2 separate regions of the Homo sapiens genome follow, and region 2 is linked to region 1. The links are chromatin loops, found by intact Hi-C in ENCODE. Cell type or tissue: mammary epithelial cell. All regions are shown on one strand. Each heading gives the region's core, and the rest is flanking DNA. Links, peaks and the distances in the headings are about the cores only. Region 1 has its middle 130 kb from the start of ACO1. Region 2 holds the start of LOC105376011 (a long non-coding RNA gene).

Region 1 (15,912 bases), core at 2,564-10,563:
AGAGGCATGATCACACATTTACCGTTGGAAGATTACTTTTATGGCAGTGTTGATAAAGAGGTTGTTTATCTTGCTAACAGTTGATCCCATTAGACCCTCATAACCAACATGCCTGTCAGCTTTTCTGGCCTATGGAAGTGAGGAGATTCAGGGCTATGCCATGAGCCGTGATTAATCTGTTGCTTGATTATGGGGCCATGTGTGTTGTGCAAGTTGTGAAATGGCAGAAGAGTAGGCAACTGATCTCTTTTTCTTGCATCAATTTCAGGAAAACTGGAAAAACTTAGATCAGAAGCAGTCGTTCGTTTGTTCCTTAGTGGAATAAAACTTACTTAGCTTTTATAGATTGTTTACTTTAGTTCCATTGAAGGAGAGCCACCCACCATTTCTTTCTTGAAACCTTACTGTTCTATAGTTGGAAAGTTTTGAAAAGGCATATGCTGGTGACCGTCTAGAGATTTAGAATGCTTTCGAAATAGAAGACAATAAAGCAATCATGCCTCAGTTCCTTCATTGTAAAGTGAGGGTCTTGATCATGGTGGTCTCTGAGGCCCCAGAGAGTTCCACATGCTGAAATTTTCTGTAATAGGCATAATTGCTTAGAAATCTACTTGGTTATGGCCGGGCATGATGGCTCATGCCTGTAATCCCAGCACTTTGGGAGGCCAAGGTGGGCGGATCACAAGGTCAGGAGATTGAGACCATCCTGTCTAACACGGTGAAATCCCGTCTCTACTAAAAATACAAAAAATTAGCCAGGCGTGGTGGCCGGCGCCTGTAGTCCCAGCTACTTGAGAGGCTGAGGCAGGAGAAGGGCGTGAACCTGGGAGGTGGAGCTTGCAGTGAGTCAAGATCGCCCCACTGCAATCCAGCCTGGGGGACAGAGCGAGACTCTGTCTCAAAAAAAAAAAAAAAAAAAAAAAAAAAAGGAATCTACTTATTTTACTCCTAAAGATTAATTTTAAGGCAGAGTATATTCTTCCCATTTCAGCCTGACATTAACTCTTTGATGTTTTTGGGTTATAACATTTTAGAAAAAGGCCTTTCTTCTATTATTGTTGAAAAAGAGCTTTCTTACTGTACTATTGCAAAATATTTAGAAAAGCAGTTGCTAAGATAAGATCGGAACTTGTGAAATGCTTTTACTTCCCACTACACTGCTGACAGGCTGAACTCCTTTTTTCTTTTCCAGCAGAAACATTGTCATTTCCGACAGAGAATATATAATGCACGAAAAGATGGACAGCCGAGAGTGATAAAGCACAAGTGGAGGGTCTGTTCCACCTTTGTCAGTCAGCTAGGAAGTAAAAAGAGCCATTCATGCACCTGAGTTTGCCCAGAGTCATCCTGCCCCATCTGCCGCTCATGGAGCAGAGCAATACCCTAGCTATGCAGTGCTGGAGCGAATCCAAACATGTTTCTTTTGAATTGAGATGAGGTCTGTGTGGTTAGATAAAGGGGCTCTCTATTTGCCACCACCTAGAGAAAGTTCTTGAGCTTGACATCATGTGAAGATGGCAAAAGAATTTGTGGGAAATGACTGGACTCTTACTCTGCAATGAGAACTAGGTATTATTTGTTGTACACATTTGCAAAAGGGAAATGTGAGATTCTGTGATCTCTGCAGGTCCTCCTCACTAAAGATGAAGTGAGATCCTCTACCTAGTGCAAAAGGTATATTTGGGGAGCTTTAAATATATTTTTAATAATTTATTTTTAAGCTGGGTTGTTAACACACAGATGTTCATTATATTGTTTATGCTTTTCTATGAAGAAAGCACAGGTAGCAGTGACATTTCTAAACAACTTTGAGATATCAACATATAATAAACACATATTTAAAGTAGGCAATTTGATAAGTTTTGACGTATGTATATACTTGTGAAGTCATTACTGCAATTAAGAAAATGAACATACCCATCAAGCCCAAAATTTTCTTCATGCTCCTTTGTAGTCTATCTCTTCTGTTTCTCCATAACCTGCTAACTTGCTGAAACTATGGATTTCCTTTCTGCCACTGTAAATTAGATTACATTTTCCAGAATTTTATGGAAGTGGAATCATGCAGTATGTACCCTATATTGGCTCACTTCTTTCACTCAGCATATTTTGAGATCCATCAATATTGTTGCATGTAACAATAATTTATTCCTTTTCATTGGTAAGTAATATTCCATTAAAGGGATATGCCACAATTTATTTATTCACCTGCTGATGGACATTAGAGTTGCTTCACAGTTTTGCTTATCATAAATAAAGCTTCTATGAACATTCTTATACAAGTTTTTTTTTTTTTTTTGTGTGTGTGTGTGTGTGTGTGTGTGGATATATTCTTTCATTTCTTTTGGGTAAATACCAAAGAACAGAATGGCTAGATCATATAGTAGGTATATATTTAGTTTTTTAAGAAACAATATAACTATTTCCCAATGTAGCCATACCATTTTGCATTCCTACCAACAGGATTGAGAGTTCCAGTTCCTCCACATTCTCTGCAATGCTTGATACGGTCAGTGTTTTTAGTTTTAGCCATCCTAATAGGTATGTGGTCATATCTGATTTTAACTTGCATTTCTTCAATGAGTAATGACGTTGGACACGCTTCCGTATGCTTATTTGCCATCTATATGTTTTCTCTGGTAAATTTTGTGTTCATTCTTTTGCCCATTTTAAAAACTGGTCTGTTTGTTTGCTTATTGTTTGGTTTTGACAGTTCTTCACATATGCTAGATGCAAGTCTTTATCAGGTATATGTTTTACAAAAATTTCCTTCCAGTTAATGACTTGCCTTTTCATTCTCTTAGGAGTGTCTTTTAATAGTAGAAGTTTTAAATTTGAAGACAAATTTATCATTTTGTTCTTTCATTGATTATGCTTTTGGTGTTGTATCTAAGAAATCTTTGATTAACCCAAGGTCTCCAGGATTTTTTTTTCTTATTTACTTTTTAAAAGTTTTATAATTTTTGGGCTTTGCATTGAGATATATGATCCATTTTGAATTGCTTTTTGGCCTTTTGGCTAAGATCAAGTATAATTCATTTTGAGTTAATTTTTTAATATATGAAGTACAGTTCTAAGAGCATTTTTTTTGCATAGGGATATCCAATTGTTCTTGTACCATTTCTTGAAAAAATTATCTTTTGCCACACATATTTCAATTTTTTCTCCACACCTGAGGCTTGTCTTTTTTTCTGACATTGTCTTTTGTAGTACAAGAGTTTTGAATTTTGATGTAGTCACATTTATCAATTTTTATCATTTATAATTTGTAATTTGGGGGCTGTATCTAAAAAACCTTTGCTGCTTAAAAATATCTTGGCTAGAATTGGATCTCCAACCTTTAACTATCTGCCTATTGTATGATAATCAAACATGCAAATATGGATGGAATATTTTTAGTGTAAGGAATATACTAATATTGTGAAGATACTGTATTATTTCAGAAACTGTAGAGACGCCAGGGGAGTTGCAAGTGGCAAATTAGGAACAGAAGAAACTACAAAACTTTGTTGGGAAGAAAGAGAAAGAAATTGCCAAATGTACCTCTAACTATTTTTGAGAACAGAAGGCTGATAGTGGTGGAGATGAGATGAGGCTTAGCAGCAGGTGCAAATTCATGATGATGACAGTTGATGTTAATATGCTGGGGAGTAGGTGGTGTGTATACTTGTACTTAAAGTGAAAGATCAACCATAGAGTATCAGTGTCCATCATCTCATTCTGTGAACAATTACTGGAAATCATTTTGGCACAGAAAATAAGTTACTCATGTTCCTTCTCTGACACCCAGAAAAAACCCAGCTTGTGATTCATGTGATAATTGGCTTCTCTTCTTCTCACACGCAGGGGACTCTCCTTGGTCAGCATCTTTTCCTGTTCCCAATCTCTGCCACTTCCCTTGGTCTGTGTGGTCAACCTGCACACTCCTTAGTTCCAACAGCTACTTTACCTTTTACCTCATTTAGGTCACTGGATGTGTGCTGGTTCCCTGTACCTTAATACGTATGCCTATACGCAACTATCTCCTCCAACTTTTGCTCCAGTTCCAGACAAAGGAGGAATGATACCCCTTCTCCTTAAATCCAGCATGATCTTCCTTTTTAGTCATTCTCTCTTACTCATATCCTTATTGCTGTCTTTCCACTGTCTTTATTATTTCTTGCAGTAAATCAATATGTTCATGGGTCTTTGTCCTTAAAAAAGTCCTGTGTGGGACCCTGAATCCCCTTTTTGTTGTCTTCCTCTTTTATCCACATTTTTTTCAAAGAGTAATAATGCTATTCCCACTTCTACTATTCCAGCTTTCTTTCTTTCTTTTTTTTTGAGACGGAGTCTCGCCCTGTCGCCCAGGCCGGAGTGCAGTGGCGCCATCTCGGCTCACTGCAAGCTCCACCTCCTGGGTTCACGGCATTCTCCTGCCTCAGCCTCCCGAGTAGCTGGGATTACAGGCGCCCGCCACCATGCCCGGCTAATTTTTTTTGGTATTTTTAGTAGAGATGGGGTTTCACTGTGTTAGCCAGGATGGTCTTGATCTCCTGACCTTGTGATCCGCCCACCTTGGCCTCCCAAAGTGCTGGGATTACAGGCGTGAGCCACCGCGCCCGGCCTCCAGCTTTCTCCTCAATCCACTGCATCCTGGCAGAGGATGCCTTCATCATTCTATTGAGATTGCTTTCCCTCGATCCAATAGCTCTTTCATTGTCATATCTAATGGACATTTTTCAGGTCTATTTTACTTAACTTATGAGTTGCATGTACTTCTTTTTTTTAAACTCTGTACCTTGGATACCATGAAATTTTACTTCCTTGGTTCTTCTGCTTTGCAGACTATTTCTTTATTGTCTGTATGCTCAATAAATTTGCTTTTTTTGGTAACATATTAAGTGACTCATCTAAATGAATGATAAGTATTGTATGCACACTGGACCTATTTCTTGTTTCTTGTCAAGCTTTTAAGTTGGGTACCCAAATGAAAATCTTACTGTTAACTTCTGTTTTTTATTTGAGTATGTCAAATGTTTTAATTTAATCAATTAACTTTTCACTGACATAAGTTTAGTAGAGAAAGCATCCCCTTGGATCTGTTTACCTGTTCTTTTTTTTGCACAAAGCTGAACAGTCATTAAATCTGGGCATGAAAACAGCTAAGTCCAGAGTATTCAACTCACAGGATGGGAATAAAGAGAGCTGTTCTTTAAAAATTAGGCAAACCTTAGAAATCTGTAAATGAAAATTGAAATTTGGAGCCTAGAGGTAGAAAATGTAATTAAAGAGAATATGGAAGCTCTAAGATTTTTTTTTTTTTCTGGGCAGAAGTAAAAAATAAGCCAATCTTATTTGCCTTTTTCTCTACCAGATAAGAAGGCAATACAAAGGCTTAGAAATACAAAGTTGCCTTTGACATTTAAATATGTTTTTGACATACAGTGTAGTAATCCTTGTTGAAGTCAGAAATGTAGTGTGCAGGCATGGAGTTAAGGCTAAATTCCTTATATGTATAATTTCATTGTCATGTTTGGTAGAATAGAGAGAAAACATTAAATGTGAACATATATTCCTGTCCATCAATATTATTATCTTCTTACTGGGTAGAATTAATCTCTTAAAAATCTTGTCTAATTTAAACCACTTTGGGACATTTAAAAAAGTGTCAGTGGTTATTTCATTTGGTCAAAATTTCAAATATATACTTTTTCTTAAGAAAACTATTTAAATGCCTTGAAAAGAAGTCCATGAAGGCTTATGCAGGATAAGACAATAGCATTTATATTTATTCTTTATTTTAGCACAAGAGATTTTGTTTCCTTTCACTTGCTCACATGAAATATAGCTGGTTTATGCCCAATAAACAGCACTAGCCTTCAAAAAGAGAGTGGCAGCATGCCTGACTAATGACAGTTTAAAGCCTCTGATGCACAGGGATCAAATTAAATAAGCCTTCTGTGTTGTCAAGATTTAGAATCTACTGATGCACCGACATTTATTCATCCGCTTTTTATTTAGCTTTGAAGGCTCGCAGGTCAGTTGCGTCTGATTACTCTGGACTCCTTCCAGAACTAGCTGAGGCCAAAGGAACAGGCACAGTTACAATTCCACCAGGTGGCAGTCTTTGACGGAAAAACTTTTGTGTGCAACCACTGGTTGCTATCCTCTCCTCCTCTCCATCCCTTTCTTTTTCTCTTTCTATATTTTCCCCTCTCGTTCCTAGGAAACATTTCATTTTTCTTTATGAATGTATTTAGCATTTATTTACTTTCTTACTGTCATGATCTTCTTTCCATCTCTGGAATAATGAAGGGGATTTCTGAATACAATTGCAGCAGAAGGGACTATTCTCCTTAGTAAAAGCAGATAAATTACATAAAAGGTGACCAAATTAAAAAAAAAAAAGAATCAAATGCTAACCCCCCACCCTGCAAAAGAAAACTACATAAAATAACAGAGACCAAATGCGCTTATAATCTATCCTGTATGCCCTAAAAAAATCCATCCTGCTTTTTTTCCTGGAAAAAAGTGGTTGTTGAACTGACTACATTTGCTTCACGAACTAGTCAACAAAGCTGTCTTCTGGAGCAGACAGCTTAGACAGATCTGAAAACCTCATGTCCACTTTGCTTTTTACCTTGGAAGGATTGTTTATCGACGGGGCATGAAGATGAACAGAGAGGCCTGGTCTGCTCTTCCAGGACTGGATGGTCCCTGCATAGCAGGAGGCAGAGTTGCATAAATCAGTCTTACTAAACCACCAGGCTATGCATAGGTGAGACAGAGTTGACTGAGTCAAATAAATTGTTTTGCTCAGTCCTCACAACTGTACTTTAAATTACAATGATGAGGCCGGGTGCAGTGGCTCACGCCTGTAATCCCAGCACTTTGGGAGGCCGAGGCGGGTGGATCACGAGGTCAGGAGATGGAGACCATCCTGGCTAACACGGTGAAACCCCGTCTCTACTAAAAAAAAAAAAAAAAAAAAAAATCCAAAAAATTAGCCAGGTGTGGTGGCGGCGCCTGTAGTCCCAGCTACTCGGGAGGCTGAGGCAGGAGAATGGTGTGCACCTGGGAGGCGGAGCTTGCAGTGAGCCGCGATCTCACCACTGCACTCCAGCCTGGGCGACAGAGCGAGACTCCCTCTCAAAAAAAAAAAAAAAAAAAAAAAAAAAATTACAAATGATGAAACTAAGAATCATGTGAGCCAGCAACTTGCCAAGGCTATGTGACTGTCATCATCAGAGAAAAGACTCAGACCCAGGTCTATTTCATGCCAAGACCCTAAAGGCTGTCTAGGTTGCCTCCAGTTTAATTATGCCAGACTTTTCTCCCAATTCCTTTCCTTTCCTCCATATTAAGTCCATTCTCCACATTTTCCATATCATTTTCTTATTCTTGTATCCAATTTCTCATCCTCCAGACCTTTACCAGATTCTCATCCTAAGTTACTTGTTTTATGAGTAGCCTGTTCATGACCTCTACCTATTCATTTCCCAGTTGGGGAGTCCTCTTTTCTTCATTAATTTCTATAGGTTTTTAAAAAATATCTTAAGTACATTGCTACCTTGTCATACATATTTCAAATATTTTTTAAAATAACTTCATTAGTCTTCTTCAGTTTGCTTACGGAAACTTTTTTCTATGTAGAATATTTTATGCTTTATAAATTTGAATCTGGTAGTTATTTCTGTGATGATTCCTAGCTTTGTTGTGTTGTTTGCACAAATGTTTTCATCTCAAAATTGCAAAAAATATTTTCCTTTGTTTTCTACTAGGATTTTTGTTTTTGTTTTTTTTTTTTTTTTTTTTGGTCTTTATTGTTTGCTTTGAAATCTTTCAGGCCAAATGTGGTGGCTCACGTCTCTAATCCCAGCACTTTGGGAGGCAGAGGCAGGAGGATTTTTTGGGCCCAAGTTTTCGAGACCAGCCTGGGTAACAAAGATGTAAAAGTTCATTCTTAAAGATATAAGAAGGATAAAATTTTCCTTATAATTATATTTTTATCTTTATTTTCCTTTGTAAGCATTTTAAAAATAGATAGGACAAAGGTAAATTTAATGCACTTCCAAACTGAATTATGAAAAATAAGAGTACCAAAGACTCAATATATAGTCTAATATAAAGACTATAATATAAATACAAATACAAAATTTACAAGTATGTCTATATGTATCTTCCAAGCTCAATACACTTAGAAATGCTTCACTCATTTCCATAAGGTATCTAGCTATGATAACTTTTAAACTCTACCTACCCATTTTTAGTTGCCTTTTTTTGAAGGATGATGGGTGGATACTGACATACTCGCTGACTTTCCTGCTCCACTCTTTCTTGTGACAATGGCCTAGATTTCCTAGTATTTGGAATGCAGTGTGTTGCTTTGAATCCTGCCCAAGCTCACTCTCCTAAACTAATCTCAGATGTTTCAGGCTCATTAACTCTACACTCTTAACAAGTTAAGTTCATTTGAGTTACATTTGTTAATTTACTGTGTTAGGGAATTACTCACAATGTGTGTGGCTATGCACTAGTGGTCTGAGGGAAAGATCATTGTTTATTATCTGAGAGTCATTTCACCAAGGGGAAAATTTTGACTTCATCAGTTTTACCCATAATACCAGAATATCAGCTTTCTATACTTCCTGCATCCAGAAACAAGTTTTGAATAAAATAAAATTATCAAAGTAGTAGAGAAAACCAGTTTATCCAGGAGATCTAGTATTAAGATATGGATATTACAGCATATAAATTATGACATGATTGTTTTGAACAAAAGCAGTCATCAAATCAACATCTCTTTTGATTCAAACAGAATTACTTTTCAAACTTTGCAGGCTACAAATTGTACTTGTGTTTTAAGAATCAGATACTTAACCAAAAAGCTGAAACATACATAAAATAAAAGAACGTTTCAAGACTGCTTTAAGAAATCATGTCTTTGTTGGAGTAAGTTTTGAAAGTGGCCTGGTTTTTGTTTTAAGACAAATACCTAAATTTTATTTTAAAATCTGGCCTCATACAGAATTTGAGTTCTGACCCAGTGGTTAATTTTGAGCATGACCTGAGATCATATAGAATGTTTTGAGCTATAGAATCTGGTATTTTTCTCTTAGCTTTCAAAGAAGAGTATTTTTCTCTGTGTTTGCCTCTCTCTCTCTCTTTCTCACACACACACACACACACACACACACACACCCCCTCAGAACTGTTTTAGATTCTCTGCAATACACACTCAAACTGGAGAAAATCAAACTTCCTTTAGTTTTCAGCAATGTCCAAGTGGAAAACAAAGAAATATAGTAGATAAAGGCGCTCAACTTAAACTTTGAACCTTGGGCGACTGTAGCCAAGTACTGAGCATTCTCTGTGAGCACTTAAAAAACTTTTGACACATCAAAGAGCCAGTATTTCTGTCTGCAAGCTTGGGAAATGGAACTATATGAATTCAGGGATTCACTGAATCAGGGAAAATTGTATATTGAGGAAGGGGGAAAATAGGATGATCTGGACCAGAACAGAATTATTTACAAAATCAATGAAAAATCCTCAACCCTAAATATTTTCCCATTTTTAAAGAAAGGAGTCAATAGAAGCTAACACCAAAATCACATTGTGTATTACATACAGTTCATGGTTTACATAATTGTACTTAAGTTAACTTTGGTAAATTGTCAAATTTAATCCATTTTATGGAACCACTTAACACCTTATACATTCTTTGTTACTATGAAATTCCTAGTAGAATAATTTCTTCATATATTGGAGATAAATGGCAGAACTTGCTAGAATCTTCCTGGTAATATTACTGAAGATTCTAGTAGGCAGAGCACGTCAGTAGCATCCCCAGACAATGGCTTCTACTTAAGACCTGTTGCTTGAGTTAATTAAGAAGAAGAATTTCATAGCACTGCAAGCACTGACAGAGACTTCAGATCTCATCTCTAGCGAAATCCTCCTATTTTAAGGAATTCGAAGTCAGGATAGGAAATGACTTGTCCAAGGCCACTAAGGGAACATTGCAGGGCTAGGACTGGAATACAGATCTCCAGACCCCACTCCTGGGCTCACCATCACCTGCTTCCTGATTTCACCAAATTTCCTTGTTCTGGCAAGGAAGAAAGCTCTCTTAGTCTGTTTCTGGGACAAAAATTTTTTTCTTGCCACTTGCAACACTTTAGAGAATAGAAACATAACAAAATCATTGTTTTGCATTAATACTTCCATTTCTAGCCATCTCGGCAATCAATCAGAACTTTTATCTTCTTGTCTGAAGAGACAAGGACATTTAATTCACAACAATTTCCTTTCCCTTTCTCTCAGTGACTCTATTGAATAAAACATGATGGATCACACTCTGCATTTGCATGCCAGCTAAAACAGGGCCAAGGCTCTGCTAGAACAGGGAGGATCCTGTCCTTGCCTAAGCGTGACAGAGGTGAAATGGAGGTTAGCACTGGGAAATGCTCAAATTACACACACGTGAGCATTTCTCACTTAAAGAAGGGCTCCAATAAACAGCCAGAATGAAAACTGGAAGCTATGATAAAAATTAATAAATAAATTCCAATAAACAAAGAGCATAGTCTTGCCTAATTAAGGCTAGTTTTTAATAACACTTGGATCTTAGCAGAACTGGGCATAATCAGGTCACGTACTCATGTTTCTATACTGATTCTTTGAGTTAATTCTCTCCTTCACATAACAATTAGAATAGAGATTTTTTTGAATCTGCATTTGGAGAGACTGTTCATCTTTCCTCCTCTTCAGAGAGCCCAGGGTGCTTGTCTTGCACGTGTTTTAGAGCAACTCAACATATCTTGCAATATTTTGCATATGGAGACATTGATCATACTGCTGATAAGGACCATGAAGGAATTGCCTAGTCTAGCCACCTGGTTTTAAGGAGACAGAAGATCACATTTCTACTTCTACATTCTCTTCCACAGAGAGTCTATGGTTTGCTTCGGATTAAGGATAAATAGCGAGGTGTTGACTTGAATGCAGGTCTTCTGCCTCTTAGTAACAATAATGTTTTCATCCATCCATCCATTCATTCAGGAGATCCTATTTTGTGCTGGAAATGTAAAGATAAACAAGATGCAGTATCTTCCTGCAAAATGTTTATGCACTGTGGGGGATTATAAACAAATAAGCAATAATAATAGTGTGATAGTAGCATGATAGAATGGACATGCGATTCTGTGGGAGCACATAGGAGAGGTTCATAATGCAATGTGAGGGTTAAGGAAAGCTTTCTAGAGAAAGTAGATTCAAGCTGCAACCTGAAGAATGGAGAGGAGTTAGTTTAATGAAGGAGCTGGGAAACCAGGCAGAGGGGTGAGAAAGCCTGGCTCATTAAAGTTAAAAAAAAAAAGTGCCATTTATGCACAGGATGGCTATACCATTGACAATGGGGAGAGAAGAAGCCAGAAAGAAATTGTTTAACATAAGTCATGTTAAAGATTTTTGGATTTGCTATATATTGCAATAGGAAACCACTGAATTATTGTCAGAACAAGAATAATAAAAATAAGTTAAGCAATAATTACCCATTAAAATAATTAAAAATAATTCAAAATAATTATTTTTAATGATAAAAATAAGTTACATAATAGTTACTAAGCTAGGTTGTGGAGGATGGATTATATAAAATCAAGAGAAGCTTGGGACAGACACAACTTCATCTGCAAATTTTTTAGCCACATTTGATCAGAAGGGAACATATTCAAGAAAGGAGCAAATGTTAGAAATTCTACTGACTTGGTAATCAAACTCTGTCATCTTTTCAAGTTTCAAAAATAGGATTCTCTATACTACATTTCCCAGAGGGGCAAGATCATGTCATTTGGCATGACCAACTTATCACATCTGGCCTTGTAGATATCTCATTTCTTGTATCAGGGAATCTACAACTCCTTCTAAGTCATATTCCCCCTACGTGCTGGCTGGTCATTACAGCTCTGGTAGCAATACTCACAGCTCTATCAATAAGCTGCATCATGCCAGGTTTCCCAGGAGAATACTATCTCTTGAGGTCTTAGTTTATAAGCTCTTGAATACTCAGAGATTCATCTAGTAGCACAGAACTTTTTCCTTCTTTGAAATTTACTACTGTTCCATTCTTGACTCATTGTCCCTGATTTTAATTGTCTGTTCACTGGGGGAGGAGGCACTATGCCATCCCATGGTCATGAGCCCTCCAATGACTTTTCAAAGAAGTTTAATCAGACTTTTTCAAAGGGGTATGACCCAGTTCCATGGGAGTCTGCCAATCCATCTTAGGACTATTACACTGACTACATCGACATATATGAGAAGTAAATAGTCCTCAGTCATCTCCATGAGTAACAAAGGGAAAATAGGAAACAGTCATCTTGTAAGACTCACTAGCTCCTGCCTCTGAGAGGGCCATCACCTTACTGCGCCTACATCAGGCCCATGTTACTGGAGACCAATAGAGCTCTCAGGAATAATCCTCACAAAAACCAAGGGGCTGTTTGTTTGGCACTGTTCCCTTTATGATCCCATTGTGAGTTTAAATTTAGAGGACAAAGCAGATCACTTCTACAGTCAAGAGGCTGTGGCTCATGACCAGGATGGAGGTGATCGGGAAGGTTTTTGGGGCAGCAGTGACCTCCCTCTCCCATGACTGGCTCTTCTTTTTTTTTTTTTAATTCCAGGCAATTTTTCATATTAAGCAGAAAGCATTAGTTCCTGTCTTCCTATACAGGTGTTTATGCTGAATCTGGGGTTTGTCTGGTCTGAAAACCTCTTATTCCTCTCTATGCCACTTGTCATGGAATCGCCTTGCAAAACATTGACCTGGCATTTTATTGGCCTAGATACCTGGAACTACCCCATAAACTACACTGCTTCTTTAGTTAATATTTCCTGAGTGGAATTCAACTTCTAAAGAAGCAAATGACTCAAAATCTCCATATGCAATTTGCATCTTGCTAACAGTGTCCCCATGCTGATGGTGCAGCGTTGGGGTGGGGGCATTTACCATTTGGGACCCAGAGATGGTGCAGGGCACCAGACTGACAAGGGCCTGTCAAGGTGAAAGTGATGGATAGATTTGCATAAGGGAGGTGGTTATTTTAATAAGGTTTATCTGAGTTAGACTAGAATAATCAGCTGCCTGTCTCCACGGGAGCACCATTTGACATAAATGAAGACAAGGACGATGATCAAATCTGAAAGAATGTTAATTGAAAAGGAGTAGCCAGCTCTGATCTGCAGATTGAGCTTCTTAGGAGGATTGGGGGAAGCCAGAGTGAGTCAAATGATCTTACATAGAGGGATTTTCCCTGGGAGACGCAAACACCATAACTTTATTGACCTCAAATCAGGAAAAGGCCGACATCAGAGCAGCTCAAAGGAGATGAGTTTCCAGGGCATGTATCTCTTAATTGCAGTGTTCATTAAAATGATGTGTTTTTTTTTTCTTTTAGAGCTAGGCAAGCTTTTAAACATCAAAGGATAAGGGAATGAAAGATTGGGCATTAAGTACTTGACTCTTTCATCTTCTAACGAAATACCTCAGACTTTCACTTGAAAGATAAAGAAGTTTTGTTGAGGATTCATTTCTCCATCAATTAATGTGGAAATCAAGAATTAATAAGCATCTGTCTTGGGAGAGCCAACATGTGTTTTGTCTTGATAACTATGAATTACATACCATGCCATCTAAGTCTCTTCAAATCTTATCTCTTTAGACAACTGCAGATCACCACCCTATCTACATTAGTGTTCTCACCATTCTCTGTGAATAATTGCTGGGATATATTTTTCTTCATGATATTTAGGATAAAGTAATATATAATTATTTGTCTGTTTTTCTAATCTGGTTGACTGTCACCTCCAAAAAAGCAGGAATTTTGCTTAATTTACTACTGTCTCTTTCTTAAGCACCTAAAATAGTGCTTGGCACTGTTAAAATGAATAATTGAATATTGTGGGAAAAAATGTTCACATTTCTTTCAAACAAGGTGTATTTACTTTCCTCTTTGTTTGGAAAGCCATTTTATTACAATTTTATTCTTTTATGATAAAACAATAATAACAAAGATATGAAAGTGCCATTAACAATAACCAACAAAAAAGCTAATTATGCTGGTTAAATAGGGAGAAGAAACACAAAAAAATTATTGAGGAAATTTGAAAAAAGGTGTCACAGAAGTGAGCAGCCTAAATATAAATATATTGCAAATACAAGTGGGGTAAACTATGTAAGAGCTACCGTAAATTTCACCATACGACTGGTTTATATAATTCTGTTAGGGTGATCAGCTTTCATGAATGGACTCTATTGTGACTAGCTATGATGCATTTGTTTAAATTGAAGTTTTTTGGAGATAATTATAGATTCACATATAATTATAAAGAAATAATAAAGAGAGATCATGTACGCTCTTTACTCAGCTTCCCCCAATGTTAACATTTTGCACAACTATAGTATAATATCCCAACCAGGTTACTGATAGTGGTACAATCTTATTCAGATTGCTCTAGTTTTACTTGTACTCTGCATCTGTGTGTATTTAGTAATATACAGTTCTATAACATGCGTAGGTTGCTGTATTTGCCACCGTAGTCAAGTAATATGGTTTGGCTCTGCCCCACCCAAATCTTATGTCAAATTGTAATCCCCACATGTTGAAGGAGGGGCCTGGTGGGAGGTGACTGGATCATGGGGGAGGATTTTCCCCTTGCTGTTCTTATGATAGTGAGTTCTCATGAGATCAGGTTGTTTGAAAGTGTATGGCATGTCCCCCTTTGCTCTCTCTCTCCTGCTCTGCCATGGTAAGATGCACTTGCTTCCCCTTTGCCTTCCGCCATGATTGTATGTTTCCTGAGGCCTCCCAGCCATGCTTTCCTGTATAGCCTGCAGAACTGTGAGTCAATTAAACCTCTTCTCTTCATAAATTACCCAGTCTCAGGTAGTTCTTTATAGCAGTGTGAGAATGGACTAATATATTAAGATACTGAGCAATTCCATCACCACTCAAATCCCTCTTGTTGTTTTTTATAGCCACTCACCAACCTCTCAGGTTCCCCTCCACTTAACTCATAGCAACCACTAATCTATTCTTGATCTCTATAATTTTATCATTTCAAAAATGTTATATAAGTGGAATCATATAATCCATTGGGATTGGCTTTTTTTTTAACTTGGCATAATTCACTGGAGATTCATCCAAGATGTCGTGTGTATCGTTAGTCTATACTTTTTTATTCTGAGTAGTATTCCATTGTATGTATGTGCCTCAGTTTGTTTCACTACTCATCAGCTGAAGGACATCTGGACTGTAAACACTTTTTGGCTATTACAAATAAAGCTGCCATGAACATTCATGTATAGGTTTCTATGTGAACATAAATTTTTATTTCTTTTATATTCATGTTTAAGCAAAATACACTTAAAAGGAAAAAAGAGGAATATTAAACATTTCTGCCAAAAATATATTGCCAAAATTGTAGTTGTAAAGGTTTATTGAGCTTTGGACAGCTGTGGAGGAACTCCGTGAGACAGACTGATATCACGTGCCTTCTTTATTTTTTATTTTTTGACTTCAATTTTTATTTTAGATATAGGGGGTACATGTGCAGGTTTGTTAAATGGGTATATTGCTCCCAGATAGTGAGCATAGTACCCAATAGGTAGTTTTTCAAGCCATGCCCACTGCCCTCCCTCCTCTCCTAGTAGCCTGCAGTGTCTATTGTTCCCATATTTATGTCCATGTGTGCTCAATGTTTAGCTTACACTTACAAGTGAAAAAATGTGGTATTTGGTTTTTTGTTCCTGCATTAATTCACTTAGGATTTATGGCCTCTAGCTCCATCCATGTTGCTACAGAGCACATGATCTTGCTCCTTTTTATGTTCTTGTGTAGTATTCCATCGTGCATATGTACCACATTT
Region 2 (15,912 bases), core at 2,919-10,918, 330 kb after region 1:
AAAATTTTTGAAGAATTCTGAGCTGTGTTTGCTACATGGCAGATCTAAAAATGCCCCCAGCAGATACTTAGAAATGAGCCAAGGAAAAAGAACAAAGCCCATTCCATTGTAAGCCAGCCTGCCAACATACTCCCTGGAATCAGCCAATAATTCATGCAGAGTGATGCTACTTAGCAAATTGTTCCATGTCCTTCCTCTTACATCCATCTTGAGAAATATCTCAGGCTCCAATCAGTGTCAAAAATCGAAGAATTAAGAATTAAGACTCCAAGACCTCACTGCCTGAAAACACATCATCTCATGCCTTTTACCAATGTTACTTACAAAATATGTTTTTTTTTCTTTAAAGGGACATAAATTGGATGAAGGGAAAAACTTAAATGGCTTCCTGATATCTTTTGTGCTGAAAACATACATAACGTAGGCTCTGCCAGGAAGAACATATAGAGAACAGAGGTTTCTATAGTCAGTCTTCATTGGCAGTCTGAACTGGTTCTGAGTAAAAAATTCATAATGCGGAAAATAGGTCTGAAACTCATCACTAGTTTTGAGAAATTACCATATTTACCTAAGGTGATATTGGCTAAAACTTCAGAATAAATTTTATCTAATGCAATCACTTTGCTTTTAGGAACATAATATAGGTATCAAAGCTAAAGACTGAAGAGAAACTAAAGTCTGTAGCTGGAAAAAAATTGTCATAGGTCATTATAGTAATCATTGTTTTAATAAATGCACCTATTGAAGTTTAAGGGAAGACCGATGTTTAAATTGCCATGAACAGTTGGTGAAAATATTGATGTAAGATCCCTTCCTCTTTTTCCTAATAACAGTGAAAAATTAAATCAATTTTTATGAGCAAGGAGTCACTAAGGACTGTAATGAAAAGAGAATGAAACAATTTAAACAAATACACATTTAGGGCTCAAAACATAACTTAAAGCAAAGACCCTCCTTGACGAATTTACCTAATAATCCAATGTAGGCATTAACCATTAACTGCCATTGGTGTTTAGCTATTGCACAAGATTAAAACGTTTATAGAAATATTCTATATTGATGGTTTCACAGATCATCAAAGTCATCTACGGCAGTGATTCTCAAGCTTTCGTGTGCATTCAAATCACCAGGCAATCTTGTTAAAATGAAGATGCTGACTCAGTAGGTCTGGGTGTGGGGCCTGGGATTCTGCATTTTTAAGACACTCCCACGTGATATTCACACTGCTTGTTTATGCATCATACTTTGGGTAGCAAAAACCTAGAGACCTAAGTAGGTTTTCACAGATTCTGAAACCCCACTCCTAGAGATTCAAACTTAGTGCAAAAGAACTTGAAAATTTTTTCATTTTATAGATGAGGAAACTGAAGTTCAAAGAGGTATAGTGACATCATGGTCAGTCGTCAAGTCAATAGTAGACCAAAAGCCTCCTAATTCCAGTGCAAGGCTGTTTTATCTACACAGCAATGCCTCCCATATCATGAGAACCTTCTGTGTTTTACAGTCAGGATGTTCCACCTGTGCAGTTACACAGGGCTTCATGCTAAGAAGGACCTCATGCTTAGGGTCTAATGCTCTGTGGTTGCCGTCTTGAAATTTATAATAATTTCATCTTTGAATCTGTGTTTTGTAATTAAAGTCCAATGGGACAATGAAACATGTGCAAAAGGCAGGGCTTGGAGTGTCAGCTCACACATGTTCTTTCCATGTGTGATTATCGGCCACCTGCCACCCATCCCTGGTGCCCCAGGGTCTACTCGTCCTCCCTTTTTTATTTCTGTCCCAGATTGTTGCCAGCCTCCATCAGTAGCTGTTCCAGGTCACATTAGTGAGAAGAGGCTCACATTCCGCCAATAGCCTTCACCCACTGTGGAGGTCTGGGTATGGATGTGGGGAAGGTTAGGGATGAGAATATCCCACAGTGGCCCAGGTTAGGGCACAATGGCAGCGTCCAATACCATGGTATGAGTGTTAGGTGGCTTGTCAGGGGCCTCTCAACTCCCCTAATGCAAGTACCAACATGTATCTCTGGAGGATTAAATCCCATGGACAGTGAGCTGGTAAGGAGTTGTAATTCCCCCTGCTTGTCTGCAGCCTTGAATTATGACTTTGCATTGGCTCTTTTTATGGTGAATTTAATCCTCTAATAAGACTGTAACCAGAGGATGTACTGGAAATATCTTCAAGGATCTGATTTTAGTCAGCTTTTATGGACTACACTCCAGATAGTTACCAGATTATTGATTTAAACTGTAGAAGCCTTTATAATTACTACTGTAAACAGTCTTTCCATGGTGATGTAGCTGTTGGTTTACATTCTGATTTCGTGCTTGTTTGAGATATAGCACAGAGCGAGCCAACTGGGCATATCGTATGGTTGGTTTCATAAAACTATGCTTCCTATTGGGAATATTTTGTTAGAGTGCTGTCCTGTGACAGAAATTGCAGCCTCTCCTCTCCTAGAGAAGAATGAGGTGTACTTTAGGGAACCCATGAGATGCCATGACAAATTTCTTCCATCCTTTGCTTTCTTTTGTGTGCCCCCAAATCTATCACATGGGCAAGGTTACAGAGGGATAGCCACTGATAGAGATATCCCCTCTACTCCATCTTCCAGGTCAAAAGGTGCTGAAAGAGGCAATCCTAACTACACTTATGTGTTTATCTTTAGTGACAGCATGCAGTGTTCCTTGCCATTAGGCCTCACCAAAAGTAGAACACCAGAGACAGCTTTGTAACCTGAGAAATGGCCAGAAGGATCACAAGGGTCTGAGCACCTAGCTGTTTAACAGGCTATATCCTCAGAAGCTAGGTCAGAATTTTTTTTCCCAGCAAAATCATATATGATGTCCATGTTTCTGCTTCAAGAGAAATTTATTTTCAATTAATTTCTGCATGCAACCAGGCAATGTACAATCATCTCTGCACACATAGAGAAGCAGAATGAAGAAAGTAGAAAACAGAGGCGCTACAGCTAGCCAGAGTCCAAATGAAACAGGTAACAATGAAGAATTATTGGAGTAAATACTAATTAGAAAGTGGCATTTACAGCACCTACTTGGTGGTGAGGAGATAGTCCTTAGAGATAGTATCTGTAAGATCTCGGCAGGCACAGTGGTTCAGGCCTGTACTTTGGGAATCTGAAGCTGGAGGATCACTTGAGACCAGGAGTTTGAGACCAGCCTATCCAACATGGTGAAACCCCGTCTCTACCAAAGATACAAAAATTAGCCAGGGATGGGTGGCACACGCCAGTATTCCCAACTACTCAGGTGGCTGAGGCATGAGAATCTCTTAAACCCGGGAGGTGGAGGCTGCAGTGAGGTGTGATGACACTACTGTACTCCAGCCTGGATGACAGAGTGAGACTGTCTCAAAAAAGAAAGAAAGAAAGAAAAAAGAAAAGAAATATTATCAATTAATTACAGATTGTCAAGACTGAAAAATTTTTAAATATCATAAGGAGCATGGTTCCCAACCTTTTGGGCACAAGGGACCAGGGATTGGGAGTGGGATGGGATGGTTTTGGTATGATTCAAGCACATAACATTAATTGTGTACTTTATTTCTATTATTATTATATTGTAACATATAATAAAATAATGATACAACTCACAATAATGTAGATTCAGTGGGAGCCCTGAGTTTGTTTTCTTGCAACTAGACAGTCCCATCTGGGGATGATGGGAGACAGGCATTAGGTTCTCATAAGGAGTGTACAACCTAGATCCCTTGCATGCACAGCTCACAATAGGGTTCCTGATCCTATGAGAATCTAATGCTGCTCCTGATCTGACAGGAGGCGGAACTCAGGCGGTACTGCTCACTCACCTGCCTGCCACTGCTCACCTCACCTCCTGCTGTGCAGCCCACTTCCTAACAGGCCATGGACCAGTACTGGTTCATGGTCCAGGGGTTGGGGACTTTTTTTTGTTTGTTTTGAGACAGGGTCTCACTCTGTCACCCAGACTGGAGTGCAGTGGCACGATCTCGGCTCACTGAAACCTCCACCTCCCGGGTTCAAGCAATTCTTGTGCCTCAGCCTCCCAAGTAGCTGGGATTACAGGTTGTGCACCACCATGCCTGGCTAACTTTTTAGTACAGACAGGATTTTACCATGTTGCTCAGGCTGGTCTCAAACTCCTGGCCTCAAGTGATCTGCTGGCCTCAGCCTCCTAAAGTGCTGGGATTACAGGTGTGAGCCACACCACCCCACTGGGGACCTATTGTTATAAGGGACCTGACACAAAATTGACCTTCTGGCACAGACTGGTGTGCAGCAGTAACAATGAGGGGCCCCAGAGAGGATCAGCAGAATTAAGGAAACACAAGCAGAGAATTCAGGTCAAAGCTGAAGACCAGCATTCTCAAAGCGACACCTAACTCCAACTCCTCACTGCCAACTTAAAGACAAATAATTTATGTTTCATGTGAGAATTAATATGTCTTTTGCAAGTTGTTTTTAATTATGCTTATTAAGTACATCATAATTATGTGGTGATTCACATTCTCCATAAAGTGTGATATCCTAAAAATTCTTCCATGGAATTTTGTCAAAGAAAAATGAATTCGAAGGATCACACTTAACTATGTGGGCAAAAATTTTTGGCCAGAGAAGTAAGCAGATTCCTCATGAAATGTTGCCTGTACCAGACTTATTTCTGTAAGATTGTGTTAAGCATGGCACAGTGTCACCCAACTATTAGGCCCTTTTCATTTATTTACTGAATTGCCCACAGGGCCACAGTGTTGGTCTGAGATAATAATTACAGAATTGAATGATAGGAAATTCCACCTCTAAATCAGTTGGTCTCTGAAGGCCCAACAGAAATGGGTAAAGCAATTGCTAAAAATAGCTAGTGGGAAAAAAGGACAGTCCATGATATTCTCCCACCTCTTTCCTCAAAATAAACAAACAACAACAACAAAACTATGAATAATTGAATTTCAGTGATTTTTCACATCACACTTCAAAGCTCAAAGAGAAAGAAGTTTAATCTACGTAAAAGTACCAATTTCAGAATTTTAGTGAGAAAATAAAATCTTTAACAGAGATGAGAAAAAGGCACATTTGTGGTCTCTTATTCCTGCTATGTAAAACTTCGTAGTAAACCAAAACTACTAAGGAAAGAATGCAATGAAATTCTGGAATGTACCTTTGACTAGCTCCAAATTTGTTAAATATAATTTTGTAGCTTACCACATTTGTGGTAAAAATGATCTATATTGTGTTTAAATAACTCTCTTAGAGAACGAACCATTTTACTTAGAGTTTTTATTGGGAATGCCTGCTAAATTTTATAAAATGATATTCAGCCATGTATAGATACAATTATAAATTATAAGATTTTTGTTAATATATTTACTTGATTCATATTATGATAATGAAGAAACTTACATAAGCCCTACATATTTTTATTTTGGATTATTACTAGGTTCACTTTCTAATATTTTATTAGGCAATTTTGTGTCTTTCTTTAAAAGTAGCTATGTTTTACTTTTTTATTGGTTGGTTTACAAGGTTCTGGCATCAGAATTATGCTGGCTTCATGAATAAAGTAAGGATCTTTTAGTCTCTCTGGCCAGGAATAATTTAAATATTGTGAAATTATCTGTTCTGTATTATCTGTTTTGTGAGCTTATTCAGTATTAGTGCTTTTTAAAGGGTAGATCTAAAAAATCTCATATCTCATAATTTTTGACATATCTATTAATATTTTTTCCATTTCTTCGTAGGTCAATTTTACTAAATTTTCCTACATTTTCAAATTTGTTTTCATAATATTGCATGCGATGTTTCTTATTATTAACTATTTTTTACATCGATAGTTTTGTTTCTTTTCTCAATCCTAATCTTGTTTTTTATCTCTCTTCTTTTTTTTTTTTTTTTTTGAGATGGAGTCTCAGTCTTGCTCTGTTGCCAGGCTGGAGTGCAGTGGTGCGATCTCGGCTCACTGTAACCTCCATCTCCCGGGTTCAAGCAATTCTCCTGCCTTAGCCTCCCGAGTAGCTGAGACTACAGGCATGTGCCACCACGCCTGGCTAATTTTTGTATATTTAGTAGAGACAGGGTTTCACCATGTTGGCCAGGATGGTCTCCATCTCTTGACATCGTGATCTGCCCACCTCGGGCTCCCAAAGTGACCTCTCTTCTTAATCAGTCTCAAGGTAACTTTTCTGTTTTACTGGTCTTTTCAGACTTTCATAGTTTGTTATTTCTACTATGTTGTTTTCCTTTCCATTTACTTCATGTTTACCATAATCTATTCTTTCTTCTAGGTTTCTTTTGGTTTATTTTATTGTTCTTTTTATTAACTTCTTAAAATAAGGTATGCATTTCTCTATATTTTTGTCTTTATTCTTTAGTATTTAAAGCTACACATTTCCTTTTAGTGTAGCTTATATATATATAGTTATATATATATAGTAATTTTTATATATAGTTATATATATAGTATTTTATATATATAGTTATATATATAGTATTTTAAATATATAGTTATATATATATAGTATTTTATATATATATAGTGACTGCCTCTAATCTATAAATATTGAAGGATGTTAATCTTTTTGGTCACATATTTATATTGTTGCTTTTTTTATTTGATATTAGAGTATATGATCTATGTAATCTCTACTTTTTAAATGTACAGCTTTCAAGCAAATGTATGATTTTTTCATAAATGGACATAAGATTGATTATATATATATGTACGTGTGTGTGCAGAGATTATATATATACATACATGCATATATTCGTGTATACATTTGCATATTATAATTTATCTACTGTTATTCACTTTCTCACCTTCCTTGCCTGATTTTGACCTTTAATCTTGAAATAATTTTATTAACTATATACTATAGTTTGCTTTTTCTCACCTCTCCTTACATTTTCAATATAATTTCTTTCCAAATATTTAGGATGTATATTGTGTTATAATTGCTATATCAACATGAATTGTGCCTATTATGATTGTAAAAGTCCCTCTTTACACTGCTTTTTACTTTTGAGCTTATATCTAAGATTTTCTGATGAAATATTGACATTTTTGCCTTTCTTAATTTTGCATTTGCCTGGTATCTCTTGGCTTTTCCCTTTATTTTCAACCGTTCTTTATCACTTGGTCTGAAGCAAGTTTCTTGTAACAGCACATTGCTCGATTTTGTTTTTTTAACCTAATTTGACAGCTTTTGTCTTTTTATAGAATATTCAGTAAGAGGATTCAGTTTTCAGAATGAACTAGAGCACAGAAGGGGGACTGCCTCTGCATATTTAAGTAGATTGTATTCCAAAGATATGAACATTGTTGAGGCAGGAGAACTAACTAGCTTCTTACATAGAAAGGTGTTTCTATAGGGAATGCTCCACAGAATTCCAATTAATTGTTTCACAGATTAAGAGAGTCACCAGGGTTCCCTTGTAACATTTCTCATCAAAGAGTGTTCTATAGGGAAGAGATAAAACCTAAACAGTCCCGGAAGCTGAGACAAGAAACTGAAAAAAAAAGGAAAGTGAGCAACAAGATAATGTAAGTCACAACTGAGCCAATTAAGGAGCAGGAGATGCAGCAGCATGTCCCAAACAAAACTGATTGGAGGTCAAGTGTGGACAACCAGAGCAAGTTCTTGCACAGCTAATGTATCCCCAGGTGTGAACTGAGTAACATGAAGAAAGGCATCCTCCTGCCACCTCCTGGTGAGTTAACAAGGCAGGAACACTGCAGGCTGCAAAAATAACAGGCAATGCCAAAGGCAGAGATGGATCCAGTTTTGTAGGGACTGAAGCTTAAGCTGTTATTGGGGGCGGGTTGCAGGGGTAGGGGGCTTCTTTAAGAATAAGAATACAAAATTAGGTACAAACTTGAATATTTACTGAGATAGGGAAAGCAATCACAACAAATGACGGGGTCCTTGGAGATTCAGATCTTTCCCTTCAGATCTCTTTGGACATGATTACATGGAAATGTTTCCTGATTATAGCCAAGTGTTCCTTCTCCATATAGAACACCTGACAACTCCCACCTCTGTCAGGGGTCTTTTAGGTGAGAAGCCACTTAAGTTTTTAAGACCAATTAGCCTCTAGGTAAATCTGCCTTTGGTCCAAATGTTGGCTTCTACGGGAATAAGGGTAAGAGACCCATCTGCTCAGTATAGAATAAAGCAGGCAGCCAGACCGGGAATATAGAAAGCAATCCTAAAAAAAAAAAAAAAGAGGGGGGGTGTTGCCAAAAGGATGTGGTAGAAAATCAGTTAACTCAGATTTACCCATCAAAAATGTCAGGTGATTTGAGGACTCTGGTGTCAATGCATAATTTCTGAATCTTTAGTTGGTTATGGCATACCTTATTGATCATTAGAGAAACAGTGAAACAAGCATTAACTCCTGAGAAAAATACACCGAAGAAGGAGATTTTAGGACCTGTGAAAGTTGGACTTTTGGCAGCATAACTTGCTTTCCCAAAAAAGATGGGGCTAGAGTCTATAAAGAGAGAGGAACTAAATTAAAGCTTGGCCAATGTGGTGAACTTATACTAGAGCATTCCTAAGCTCACTCAGTCAAATCTTTTTACCTTGTCATTAACTAAATATAAATCAATTATGAAAGTTCTGAAGGAGCTAGAGTGCAGTTCAAAGATTGCTGAACCCATATGAATGAACTAGTCACATTCTTTTTTTTTTTTTGAGATGGAGTTTCACTCTTGTTGCCCAGGCTGGAGTGCAATGGTGTGATCTTGGCTCACTGCAACCTCCGCCTCCCGGGTTCAAGCGATTCTCCTCTCTCAGCCTCCCGAGTCACTGGGATTACAGGCGCCTGCCACCATGCCCAGCTAATTTTGTATTTTTAGTAGAGACGGGGTTTCACCATGTTGGTCAGGCTGGTCTCGAACTCCTGACCTCAGGTGATCCACCCACCTCGGCCTCCCAAAGTGCTGGGTTTACAGGCACGAGCCACTGTGCCCGGCCTACTAGTCACATTCTTATGCAGTCACTGAGGCTAGTATAAAGAGCATGATCCATTTGGCGAATCAGATCAAGTTCTCTAAAGTCCAGTGTCACAGCACAAGATAATGTGAAGTCATTTAAAGGAAGTTATTAATTGAAATTCTTTGTTGCAGAATCAGTAGAAAAAGACAAAAGCTTTTGATGGGATTATGCTGGAGTCCATGTCATGGAACCAAACTGGAAATTTTCTGGTGAGGCATCTTCCCGAATCTTTAGGCTTTGCCAGGCTTTGCTTCTAAAAGACTACTACCCACCAATCCCTTCCCCAGGTAGCTGGAAAATTAGAGACCTTCACTTGCAGTGTGGCCTGGATTAGCTGGGGAATTGGGTGAGCCTGAGTCAGGTAATGTACTAGGAGTCAAACCTCATTTAAGGTAGTGGTAGAAATAATGTCAGCTAAGGCTGGGCGCGGTGCCTCACACCTATTATCCCAGCAGTTTGGGAGGCCAAGGCGGGCGGATTGTTCGAGACCAGCCTGGCTAACATGATGAAACCTCATCTCTATTAAAAATACAAAAAAATTAGCTGGACATGGTGGTGGGCACCTGTAATCCCAGCTACTGGGGAGGCCAAGGCAGGGGGAATCGCTTGAAGCTGGGAGGCGGAGGTTGCAAAGAAAGAAAAAGAAATAATATCAGCTGAATTAGCAAAACTCAGAGTTAGGCTCACTGACCTAAGAACAAATCATGTGTATCTGCCATGAGTCTCTTACGTGTATTCACAGTGTTTTCTATGCATTCTCAGTCTTTGTAAATACAGGCTCTTCTTCCATTCCTGATTTACAGCTGATTCTCTGCTAGGGACTCAAACTTTACTTGACAACCCATTGAACATGCCAAAACCCTCGTTCTAGAGAATGGGCCCAATGTGTCTCAGTTTTATTTGTCTCCTGCCCCATACTAATGGACTTTATTTCCTAAAGAGACTCCTAGATCTATAACTTCTTGAAAGAAGAGTTTCTGAATTTTGCAAATGTCTGTTAACCCCTGTTATTGTGCCAGCTATATTCCTTCCCATTGGCAGCATCAAATAAATTTTTTTTTTATAACTGAGGTTACATGGTTACTTGTACAGAACCCTGGACTCTGAACAGGTTACTTATACAGAACCTTGGACTCTGAAGTCTGAGAAGTATAAATCATTCAATTTTTGTGTGTAGATTTTTGAGGAGATAAATCATTAAATCAGTTTTTGTGCCAGTTGATATTTGTTATAAACTTTCCTGTGTGAGAATCGAACATTAACAAAATTTGCCTTTGGTGTAACATTTACCTGGGGAGGAATATTTTTTAAACGTTAAGGAGAAACTCCGTCTTAAAATATTATTCACTATATACATTTTATTGAAAAAAGCATCTGCTATTAAGATATAGTTATGGCATGTTTAATTGGCGAATTTCTGTAATTTTTATGTTTTATTTATGTGGCCTAGCTACCAGATCATGGTTATAGAGAATATTTGGGGTATAGATTAGTCACTACATTTGTGAAGGTTTAGGAAGTATTTACTGAAATGAAAGACATAACCCTAGATGTTTTAAATGAATATTAAGAGCTCAATCTAAATATAGGAAAGTTGAACATTTGTCAAAAAGATTAATGGTGGAGCATAAAACCGTACTCAACTCTAACTGTAATTGTCAGGCAAACTGTAAATTCTATTGTTAATTGTGTAATAAATATAATTTATTGAATGTTTACTATGTTTCAGGCATGATTTTAGGCGTTTTGCATGAACTCTAATTCATTGAAATGTAACAACCTTATAAGGTAGGGACTATTATTACATCTTCCAATTATAATGTTTTAAAATAAAAAAATTGATAAGTATATTACAAAGCCTATTTAGTTTTAATTATATATTGAATCACAATGGGAAACTACTGTTTAAGGTTGTGCCTTTCAATATTATTTAAGATAGAAATAAAATTATAACTGATTATTTTTTATAGTCATTGCTATGAAATCCCATCAAGCCTCTTATAGAATTGACATACAGAATTTGATGTATTTCTCTGTGGTTATTTTTGTTGTAATCACCATAAACTATGAAATTAGAAAGGCCTGGGCACGTCCAAAATAAAATAAATCGACAATTTTTAAAAGTTTGACATGTCTTAAATTGTGTCATTTTGCTTGGAAATTTATTTTAACAATATTAAGGAACGTCTGGAATAGAATGTGCATAGAAAAGTGTTGATCAAAATTCATAAATGCTCAGGCACCACTGATGTCAAACACATAGCACTGTTTTAAAATAACAAGGTGAGTACAAAGTCTAATACTCCTTTATGCCCAATGGATACACAAGAAAGAAAAAAACATCTCCAAGCCAAACTTGAATACCAGTATTCACAAATTCAAAGACCACTATATCTAAGCTCTGATTGTAAAAACATTTTTAAAGAACATTTTCTCCTCCACTAATTATGTCAATTGCTTCCCTAGCAATTTACATTCATGAATCTTGGTTTCCAAGGCATTTTATAATGACATCATAAATGAATGAACAGAGGCTTTTCAGCCTTCCCTTTATGTGAAAATGGTTAAGGGCACCTTTTAAGTGTTCCCATTGTTCTATCACTGTGTACTTCCTCTGAGAATAATTGCATTACTTTGCCTACTGCAGGATATCCTTGAAAATAAAAACCAAGGTTTTATCTCAGTGGTAAATGTTCTGAAAACCTGAGACAATCATTGCTGTACTTGCTAATTCCCTTGCTGAAGCCCATGACCTTCACTGTCATCAATCTGGGAGAACAGCTTTCAAACAGTACCATTTTGGTGACTGAAAGTAAAATGTTTCTTCAAACCACCACAAGTCACATAACAACTCTATTTACATGTTAACAGAATAGCAGAACAGTTAACCAGAAGTTGCCATTAAGGTCTCTCAGACTGTTTGCATTACTTGAGGTGGTATATGTTTCCTAAAATAGCTAAATGCATTAATAATGCCCTATTTCAGTCTCACCTAATCCACGTATATATTATGACTATTGGAGTGTTACATATCAGTTCCTCTCCCTTTTTATTCCGTTCTTGCCTGGTCGAGATTCTCTCAGGGCCAGGTCATTCTTCTTATGGAATAAGGTAGAAGATATTGGATGTAATATAAATTACCCCTCTTAGACTATAAATTACTTGGGCTGGGCCCCTGCCAAGGTTCTTATTCAAATAAAGTCCAGTGGGTCAGGTTGAGTACTGACGTATCCTTCAAACAAAAAGGATATGCAAATTTCAGCAATCTTCTCTGTAGACATAATTTATTTCTTTTTATCAATTACAACAGGTCCCTGCAGGACCATGTCACCCAAAATAATGCATCAGATATAAGGACTTGTCTTTTACTCATTTACTTCTTGGACCTACTTAGAAAACTGTGGCAGCACTGTTTTGTTATTATTGTCTTAAGTGCATGATCCAACTTGGAAAGGTAAATTTTAACACTAAGGATCAAGGCATTTTTTGGCTTTAATCAGCTCTTAGTGATCTCTAATTTATTTAAGTAAAACAATACATTAAACTTCTATTTTAAAAATTAAAAATCTTGTTTCTCACCTCTTTCTCCTAGGAATACACTAAATGCTATTACAGGAATGACAATAAAGTTTTAAGTTCACATCTTAGTCTTTTTTCTGTTGCTATAACAGAATATCACAGACAGGATAATTTATGAGGAAAAGAAATGTATTTCTTATAGTTCTGGATGCTGGGTAGTCCAATGGTTCTGGATGCTGGGTAGTCTGGATGCTGGGTCCACATCTGGTGAGGACCTCTTGCTGGTGGAACACTGCAGAGACCCCATGTGACACAGGGCATCACATGGTGAGGGGACTCCCAAGACATGGCAAAACTGGCCTTTTATAACAGTCTCACTCTTGTGATAATTAACCCATTCCCCCTTAGTAACCCATTAATTCATTAATCCATTCATTTGTGAATGGATTTATCTGTTCATGAGGGCTCTGCCTTCCAAAGGTCCCACCTCTCAGCACTGCTGCAATGGGGATCAAGTTTTCAGCACATGAACTTTTGGGGGACATGTTCAAACCATAGAAATCCATATAGACAAATATAGAAAATAAGATTGCAGCATAAAAACTTTTATTTGGGAGAAGTGGGTACATGGGGAGATATAACTGACTTATCAAGGTAAAGAGAGCCCAACCTGAAGTGCCTCCTGACAAGAGTACTATTGACAAGCGGGCAAATTCATTGATGGATATTGTGCCTAGGACTTGGAGACACAAGGTACTCAAGTTGGCAATAATTAAACAGAAGAATTGCTAGAAAACAATATATAAAGCAGACAGAGTCCCTGAACTCTCTCTTACTTTAAAAGGCCAAGTTGTTAACTCTTCTTTATCCATGTCCCACTCCTGGGCAGGGGATCAAATGTTTACTCTCTGGAGAAACTGACCTAAAGAAAGTCTGGACAAACAACATTAAAAAAAGGCAGGAATAAAGGCCAGTGTCTGAAAACAGAGGGGATATTTGCATGGGAGAATTCCAGCGGACTGTGACAGTCTAGGATGTCTTCACACTGAATGCTGGTGTGTTGAGAGTCACTCTCCCACCCAGCTCCCAGAAGATCAGCATATTTTACCACCACTCCACTTCCACGCTTGAAAAGAAGAATGAAAGATTTAAAATATTTTCACATATTTATATTTTGGAGTTCCCCCAATGAACTGTCAACTCATTTTCTAATTACCCTATAATGAAATTTTGTCCACTAACACAAAATTCCTAGTTAGTAAATTTTAGTAAATAAGAAGTAGAAAATCAAGAAACCAGAAATCTGAGGAAAGCTGTCCAAAAAAAGAGTCAAAGCAAATAGAACAAGGGATATCATATTTGAAAATCTCAAACTATAACCTTCTAATTGAAATCATTAGCGAGACAAAGCTAAATCACATACATAAAGGGAAAATGAATGCTATGACAAATAAATAATCAGAAAAGAGTAAAGAATTTTGAAAATGGAAATATAAAGGCCAAACTAATTTAAAAAAATAAATAGTAGAGTTTTGGGTTTAAATAAGGTTGAATAAGCACGTTATCCCTCCTCTCCCAAGAAATACAAATAGAAGCCTAGATCGAATGCAGTAGATAGCAATCTGAGGACTCTCAACAGTAAATTGTAGCAGGTAGATTGGGTAAGAAAATTAGAATTGAAAATACTAAAAACTCAAGTGGTACATTTTCTGTTTTCATTTTGTTTTGTTTTGTTTTGTTTTATTCTATATAATACAGTCTCAAGTGCAGTCAAATCCTAAAACTATATACTAAGCATGGACAGAAATACCTCCAAAAGAATATCTGTCTCTCTCTTTTTATTTTTTTCACCAGAGAAGCAGGAATGGGAACCTTTATGGGACAGAGACAGTATCCTCAGGTTTTTGTTTCATTTTATTTTTCTGTTCTACCCAGGTTCCAGGTGTGTCTTAGTTTTGAAGCTTCACAGCAGCTGAGTAGTAGTGTGTGGTGAGCATAACAAATACCTAAAACTTTCAGGAAGGTGAATCCTTCTCTCTGACCGTGGGAACTATGGTCTGAAGATGAATGCCAATCGCAAGATAATTCAAATATTGAAATTATGAAACAATGACTTCCAAATCAGCTATGATAATGTGATCTACAAGCTAAGGTCTAATATCCTCAAAACAAATGGAAAGACAGAACATCTTAGCAGGGAAATAAAAGGTATAAATGAAAATAATGGAAATTTAGAACTTCAAAACACAATATCCAAAATCTGAATTATACTTGATTGCCACAGTTTGTCACAGTTACTATGGGACTGAATGAAGGGGGACGAACGCAGAAATGAAAACTTAAAACAAAAGTAACTATTTTAAAGAAAAGGGCCAGGGGAAGAAGAGGGCTCCCTGTTTCTAGTGAGCAAAGGCAGAAGTCCTGAGCTTCTGCAGCCCTTCATATTTATTGGGTAGAAAGAGCAGGGAGGAAGAGGTAACAATTGGTCAGCTGCTTAATTGATCACAGGTTCACCTTATTGCTAACAGGCTTCAGATGTGCCTAATCACAAGAAACACTGCGCTTGGGGCGTGACTGCCCTCAGCATTTCTTCTGGGCAGCAGACGCAGTTTGTCAATTTGCCAACATCCTGCTTTTATGAGAACAGTTTGCTGTTTACTCATATAGCCTCCAGTGGTATACTGAGTTGATCACGACTCTCATTCTCTCAGCCTGCAACATCTCTCCCTTTTTGTTTTTGCATTAATTAAATAAGATCTGTCCCTATGTCATGGGGGTTGATGTCAGTGTGATTCTGGTTGGTTCTTGTTCCGTCTTTGCATTCAGATTCAACTGGCTCATGGTTTGTACCGGGGGAACCAAGCCCATGGTTGGGATCCAGGGGTCCCTCCAGTCTCCTGTTCCATGGTCGCACACACCTTGAGGGCACCCACACGGTTTGATCGTCTCCTTATATTGCTGCTGGCAGACTCGTGACGGGGTTTCTCATTCATCTGGTAAGTTTCAGTTTCTCTGCTCCAGCAGACCTTCCTCATTCAAGTCCCAAAAGACCCTATCTGTCCCTGTCTGTCCCTGCAAGTTTCTGCTAGTCTCTACTAGTCTCTGTTAGTCTCTGCTAGTCTCTATCTATCCCTATAGTCCCTGTTTGGGTTCCACTTGCCGCAGTTTGCCACGGTTACTACGGGACTGACTGAAGGGAGACGAAAGCAGAAATGAAAACTTAAAACAAAAGTAACTATTTTAAAGGAAGGGGCCAGGGGAAGCAGAAGAGGGCTCCCTGCTTCTAGTGAGCAAAGGCAGCAGTCCTGAGCTTCTACAGCTCTTTGTATTTATTGGGTAGAAAGAGCAGGGAGGAGGAGGTAATGATTGGCCAGCTGCTTAACTGATCACAGGTTCACATTA

The links. Peaks named below come from ENCODE experiments on the same cell type or tissue, not always from the same donor. Only the 100,000 strongest peaks of a DNase experiment are listed, where the experiment ranks them.
Region 2: it touches region 1 in a loop (32-fold over the local background); 10 of 110 quality-filtered maps call a loop at or near these places.

What each region holds. Positions count from the first base shown.
Region 1 is chr9:32,241,821-32,257,732 of GRCh38, reverse strand. No RefSeq gene overlaps it. Among named protein-coding and RNA genes, the nearest start is that of ACO1, 130 kb to the left of the region's middle. In mammary epithelial cell, for the core only: a CTCF peak has its summit at 6,098 (motif pointing right); no DNase peak of the experiment used is centred there.
Region 2 is chr9:31,908,544-31,924,455 of GRCh38, reverse strand. The region is part of intron 1 of LOC124902137 (a long non-coding RNA gene); the gene reads right to left. It overlaps LOC105376011 (a long non-coding RNA gene), which reads left to right and starts at 6,522. Exons shown (of 9, transcript XR_929543.3): 1 at 6,522-7,702; 2 at 9,123-9,200; 3 at 10,721-10,779; 4 at 12,302-12,445; 5 at 14,446-14,718; 6 at 15,337-15,506. In mammary epithelial cell, for the core only: a CTCF peak has its summit at 7,693 (motif pointing left); no DNase peak of the experiment used is centred there.